2 separate regions of the Homo sapiens genome follow, and region 1 is linked to region 2. Evidence: chromatin contacts called from ENCODE Hi-C or POLR2A ChIA-PET data. All regions are on one chromosome and are shown on one strand. Each heading gives the region's core, a stretch centred on a gene start or an enhancer-like site at or near the end of the contact. The rest is flanking DNA. Distances are from core to core; before and after follow the strand shown. Region 1 has its middle 47 kb from the start of KDM3A. Region 2 overlaps REEP1 (receptor accessory protein 1).

What was found. Hi-C counts contacts between places; a loop is a spot of excess contacts on that map. ChIA-PET counts read pairs that join two places held with the same protein, here RNA polymerase II (POLR2A). Pooled maps may share reads with other maps.
Region 1: a pooled map shows a loop between it and region 2 (3-fold over the local background). The contact joins two enhancer-like sites. A Hi-C loop is called at or near these places in 1 of 168 maps with a recorded cell type or tissue (endothelial cell of hepatic sinusoid) and 3 of 50 pooled maps. POLR2A ChIA-PET finds 5 or more read pairs at or near these places in 1 of 52 experiments (Panc1).

What each region holds. Positions count from the first base shown.
Region 1 is chr2:86,392,400-86,395,590 of GRCh38, forward strand. No RefSeq gene overlaps it. Among named protein-coding and RNA genes, the nearest start is that of KDM3A, 47 kb to the right of the region's middle. Within about 2 kb of position 1,286, at least 6 of the 41 ENCODE cell types and tissues checked have a DNase peak (open chromatin) inside an H3K27ac peak, as active enhancers do.
Region 2 is chr2:86,221,503-86,224,860 of GRCh38, forward strand. The region is part of intron 7 of REEP1 (receptor accessory protein 1); the gene reads right to left. Among named protein-coding and RNA genes, the nearest start is that of MRPL35, 24 kb to the left of the region's middle. Within about 2 kb of position 1,734, at least 16 of the 41 ENCODE cell types and tissues checked have a DNase peak (open chromatin) inside an H3K27ac peak, as active enhancers do.

The sequences.
Region 1 (3,191 bases), core at 36-2,535, 170 kb after region 2:
TTCCATATGAAATTTGGAACTCCTGACCTCAGGTGATCCACCCACCTTGGCCTCTCAAAGTGCTGGGATTACAGGCATGAGCCACCACACCCAGCCAATGATGAATTTTTTAAGAGAAAATAGCATTAGGAAGAATTAAAAGGAAGGCAAAGCCTCTGAAAGATCCAGAGGAAAATTTTAGGAAAGAGTTTGACCATAACCATGTTTTGGCCACTGGTGTATGGCATATACTGCATGCTATGGGGCAGCACCCTAGCCTCCCAGCTGTCACTGTAACTGAGCCCTCCACAGGCCATTCCACTGTTTAATCAAGCCAGCTGATTTGGGGTGATGTGTAGCACATGGCAAAAACAGTGAATTCTATAGATACAAGTAATGAGCTCACGTCTATAGAATGCCCTTCACCATAAAATGATCTCCTTAATAAAGGCAATTTTGTGTGAGTTGCAGATGTTGAGTAAGGCATTATTTAAGCCCACAAATGGTGCTGGCAGAAGGACTTCTATGGTGGGCATAGAAGACAAACTCGTATCTTGAATAAGTATCTATTCCCATAAAGACAAATTGCTGTCTCCTCCGCAATGGAAAATGTCCAGTATAATCAACCTAAGACATTGGGGCTGGCTGGCAGCCCAAGGATAGGTGTCATAATGAGGCCCCAGTGTTATCTCTGCTGTTAGAACATTGGGCACCCAGCAGTGACGTTAGCTAGATTAATCTTGGCGAGAGGAATCCAGCTTGGTGAGCTCATGTAAAATCTACCCCTGCCACCGTGGACATTTTGTTTATGGGCCCATTGAGTAAGCATCAAAATGTTTAGGGAAAGGAAATCACTTTCAGCCACACATGGGTTGTTTTGTGCACTCCACTAGACCACAGAGAGCTGCCTCTTCAGTAGATGCCCTTTGGTGAGCATTCATAGTGGTTACAAATATGTACATTTTTAGTGCCTGTTTTGAAGAGTTAATTCACATACTTCCTGAAGACTTCCTTGTCACTAGTCTTCCAATCTTGCTCCTCAGAAGTCAGTGACCACTCTTCTAATCCATTAATCCTTGATCATAAATTGGTATAGTTGCATACTCCAGGGCATCTCGCCTTCTACAGTAAGTGGACAACAGATGTACTGCTTAAAATTCTGCCTATTAAGAGGATTTCCTTTCACCCTTGCCTTTCAGACTCACTCTTCAGGGGAGCTGTAAAACAGCAGCTGTTCACTTGCAGCCCTATCATGCAGACCCACTGCAAACCAAGCCTGTGCTTTTTCTTCTTCTGTCAGCTAGTCCTAGGCAACTCCCCTTGAGGCCACTGGTGTGGGCTGAGAGAGGTGGTAAAGTAGTAGAAGCAAAAAATGTGGGAGGGTGAGCCACCTGCTTATGCAATATTCTTGAGCCTTTTATACCTGCTTGGGCCTTATCTTGTAAACACCATTTCCATTTTATACTGAGTACTGCTGCACATTCCAATTTTATGACTCAGTGGATTAGATAATGCCCAGTTCACAATGGACAGTTTGAGTTGCCTAGCTTGCCATAGTCAGGATTCAGACTCTATCAGGGACTAAATTCAGCCTTGTTCTGGGAATTGGTGCCTAGGTCTTGTGGTTTCATGGGGTTTTCTGGACTCTCTAAAGTTGGCACAGGGCTTCCTGTATGCAAAAGAAATCCCTACACTAAAGACTTCCCTGACATGATTGTGTTGCTGCATAAACTGTGATAATAATGACTAACCTGACTTTCACTTTTATTTAGTTAAGCTTCATAACAATTTGGTGAAGTAGGTTTTATGTTCTCCATTTAATCAGAAGAGAAAAACCTTGATACAGCTCTAGAGGTTAAATGCCTTGTCTGAGGCTACATGGCTCACAAGTGGTGACAGCTGGAGTCAGACTGCCAACTGCAATACTGTCCCCTTGGCCACCCGAAGTAGCTTCCCAAAGGCATATTTATATCAGCCACCTGCAGAGTCCTTTCAGTGCACAGAGACAAATTAGATTCATCTAGCCTGGGCCAAGGTATAGGGCATAGAGTAGGGTAGGTAAAGGCAAGGATATCAGTGGGTCTTGGTACAGGATGATTTTGTTGAATTCCTAAGGACCACATTCTCAATGGTGATGCCCACATTATAATATATACTGAAGCAATTATTGATAAAATGATATAATTTCTAAAATTTGCTTTAAATTAGCCAGGAAGAGAGAAACCAGTGATGAAATAAGATTGGCCATGTGTTGATAACAGTTGAAGCCTAGTGATGAAAATATAGTTCATTATACTGTTTTTCCACATACTAAAAAGTAAAAAATATATTCTATTCACCATGGCAGACCACATTATGGGCCATGCACCTATCTTAGCAAGTTTAAAACAACAGAAACTACACAATATCTGCTCTCAGACTACAATAGAATTAAATCAGAAATTGATAAAAGAAAGATAGCTAGGGCCGGGCACGGTGGCTCACGCCTGTAATCCCAGGACTTTGGGAGGCTGAGGCGGGTGGATCACGAGGTCAGGAGTTCGAGACCAACCTGGTCAACATGGTGAAACCCCATCTCTACTAAAAACACAAAAATTAGCCAGGCATGGTGGCACGCACCTGTAATCCCAGCTACTCGGGAGGCTGAGGCAGGAGAATTGCTTGAATCCAGGAGGTGGAGGTTGCAGTGAGCTGAGATCATGCCACTGCACTCCAGCCTGGGTGACAGAGCAAGACTATGTTAAAAAAAAATCATTATTTTGTTGTAAATCCAATATTGTTTTAAATTATTTAAATGTCACTTTAAATGTTGTTATAAATCCAGTTCTCTTCACTCCGCATCAAACAAGGCAAGGTGTGATCACACAGACTATTTGGGGGTGGGTGGCTGTGGGTCGTCATCTCCACAGTGCTTGGTTTCTCTTCTCAAATCTACAGCTTGGAGTAGGTTGATTTCCCTGCCTGTTTCCCAGGGAAGCGTTGCACTACCCATATGGCAGCTTTCTCATACTCCCTGTCTGCATTCCTCTGTTTCCCTAAATGAATGGAATATCTTGGATGAACTACTGCAAGGTCCTTTGGGTCTCTCCCACACAGTTTTGGCTCACTGCAACCTCTGCCTCCTGAGTTCAAGCGATTCTCCTGCCTCAGCCTCCTGAGTAGCTGGGATTACAGGTGCCTGCCACCACACCTGGCTAATTTTTGTATTTTTA
Region 2 (3,358 bases), core at 484-2,983:
AAAGACCAGTGACTCCAGGGAGCCCTCGCTGAATACTCTGACCCTCCCTGGCCTCCCCACTCTGAGACCCGACAGTGCTTGGAGGCTGTGCCACACAGCTTGTGTTGGGTGCCCTGGTCCTCATGTCAGTCTCATTGCCTCAGCCAACAGAAGGCATCCTGAGACTGGGGGGCCATGGCTGATCCTCCCTCAGTCTCTCTGAGCACCTGACCCAGGGCTGGGCACACAGTGGCCACTCATCAACTAAACTAAATAGAATCCTGAAGTCATCTCAGAGAGCTCAGCTCTAGTCCCAAGTCAGAGCTTGACACCCCCATTAACCAAACCAGGAAATTCCTTCTGGACACAGATACCTCCTGCCTGGCAGGAGGGAAAAAAGACCAAAAGCCCTCAGACCAAGGCAAAAACTGCAGAAGCAGCCTGGCCAGCTCCACCCCAGCAGCCAACTCCATGACATGGAAGTGGGGTGGGTACCGGTTCGAGACTGTGCCTCTGCATATGCTGTACCCTCCACATCCAGGTCCAGGGCTTTCCCTGTACTGATGGTTGTGGGTGTCAGAAGGTGGCCCAAAGTCACCGTGAGATCCTCAGGCATCTAACAACCCAGGCTAGTTATCCAGTCTGGATTCACTGAGGCTGAGCAATGAACTCACACTTACCAAAATCACCATCATCACTATAATCTCAGGACTGAAACCAAAATGGCTTTGTGCATGTTCTCCACTGCAAGGATTGCAGGGTAGAAAAGAAATGACCCTCCAGCCCAGTAGGAGTGATGGTTCAAGGACAACCCAGATATCCAAGCAGGAATAGAAACAAGTGCTCAGCTCAGCAGAGGCTGGGAGCAAAAGAGGCCAGTGTGGGCAGTGAGGGAGCCAGAATAGCCTCAGGAAGAAGCTACAGAGAGAACCTCCTAAGAAGATAAGACATCTCCTAGTCACTGTGTCCGCTGAGCATTTCTGCCAAGAGTGTTGTCTATAATATTTGCCTTACTCTCAGAACCAGTGAGAATAAACATTCTAAATAAGACAAGCTTCCACGCCTCTAGCTGGCTGTTGCACAGTGGACTGAATCTCTTAATAATTGTATTTCCCTCTTTGCAGTGGTTTCAAGGAAGCCAGGTGTCTCAACAGTCTACACCTTGATGGTATGCATTTAAAATGTCCTTCTCCCCACTGATTCCATCTTACTTGCCCACTCCCTTCTCCCCATGCTTCAATTTTCTTACTTTGATTTGCTACTTTAGATATATTTCCACAAGTAGACCTAACTCCTTTTTATATCAGGAAGGAGTATAAATGGAGAAATGAACCCCACAGAACATAGTCCCAAAAGAGGGGCACCAGGAGGAGCAGGAGAGTGAGTAGCTGGGTAGAAAATCCCATGCTCTGCCTCCTCCATGTTCTTGTCCCTGAAGATCTAAAGATTGGTGACCCAACAGGTCCTTACCCCTGGCAACAGGCCTGAAAGAGTATTGCTATCCACATCTTAGTACTCTAATTGGCTCCCAGAGACAATGTGTGTGGGAGGAGGGTCTCCCGCCCAAGGTCATGGCCATAACAACTTGCAAACCTCAGGTGATGGTGGCCACGGCCTTGAGCCTGCAGAGCTGCCACTATGATGCCCAAAGCTGGGTTGCTTCTAGGAAAGGGCAGGGTTTCTGCCGTCTTCCACAGCAGGGGAATGGGTGTGTGGCCTTGGCTGATGTTTCTGTATTAGCAAATGTGTCAGCAGGGCTACAGCAGCCAGGGCTGCAGGCTCCACCTCTTCTCTCTGTGGGGAAGGGAGGGAGGGAGAAACTGGCAGAGCCTCTCAGCCCTTTAAAGGCCTGTGTAGCCTGCAGTGGGCCCAGGGCTGCCGCACCCCTGCAGTGCAGCAGAACCTCCCCCAGGTTAGCAAAAACATCCCACACAGCACACATTAGCGGGAGCATTAATGGAAGGCAGCAAATGTCTGCAGAAGAGCACGCCTGTCTGGAACACTTACATCCACGTCCCCAACAGCACCGAGGAGAGAGAAAAGAACATTCCGTTAGAGAAGGGTCTTTGGCACTAAAACTCACACGTGTGCACCATGCACACATCCCCATCCACACACACTCACACACAGACACACTCACATACACACATGTAGACACACACATGCTCACTCACTTCCCATGCTCTAAACCTCAGGCAGCTCCTCCTGCTATAATCAGAAGGACACTGCCCAGAGGCCACACTCAAAATGCAATTCTCTCTCTCTCTCTCTCTCTCTCTCTGAGAGGACAAAAAGGATGACTGCTTTTAAAAATTATGTCCTACATGCTTGATTTTAAAAGGGGGGGAGGGACACCTCTATGACTAACCACACAGGCAGTAATCCAGAGTTCAGTTCTATATGACATAGAGGTAGGCAGAGAAAAAAAAAAAGAGAGAGAGAGATAATAATAGACACACAGAAAAAGAGAGACAAAGACATGCAGAAAACAATAGGGAATCAGTTGACAAATGGGGCAGGAACAGAGCAAAGATGGGAAAAGAATGTTCTGGCATCTGAGATGTGCAGCTTAGAATAGAGGCTGCTGCCCCTGGGGCCTCTAAGCTCTGTCACTGCCCTAAAAGGCACTTAGCAGCCTCCGAAATGCCTCCTTTCCCTACCCCCATCATGAATTAAGACCTGAATTTACAACTCCTAGAAAATGTTCCTGTCTGCTGAGGGATCCTGGGGCTCTGCATGGCCCCAGAGGTAATTTGAATCTTCCCAGGCTTTGGCCTGAGTGAGCACCCCTTGTGACAACATTTCAGGGGACCAGGAGGAAAGTGTCCCCGACAACTGTGAAATCCTCTTACTGCTTAAGAGTCAGCCTATAGCCCCAGGTGCAAGACAGACCTCCCCCAACACCATCTGCCACCACTGCACAATCCAGTAGAGACTGTCAGAGCTGGGAGGACCAAGGGACACCTCATGGAGGGGGAGACTGAGGCCTGCAGAGTGCAGGGGCTTTCCCAAGGCCTCAGAGGGAATGGTGTAGGCCAATCATCAAAGGGTTCCTTGCATGCAGACCTGAGAGCCAGGGCACAGGTATTAAGAGGCCCTTGGAGAGGCGGAGGTCCAAGAAAGGAAGGGCTAGGACAACGGCTTCCAGGTCTTGAGGCCACCACCAGGCCTCACCTGCTTCCCGCTGTCCAGCAACCCCCATCCCAGCAGCAACCAACCTGCTCGGGGATAAGGAACCAGAACTTGGACACTGAATCCTGGACACACTCTTATGCACATGCAGCCTTCCAGAACTATTCAGTTCCTACAATCAACCACAGCTCTATTGAAATGCACTGGAAACACTGTGTCTGATCATGAAACCACCAGATGTCATGGC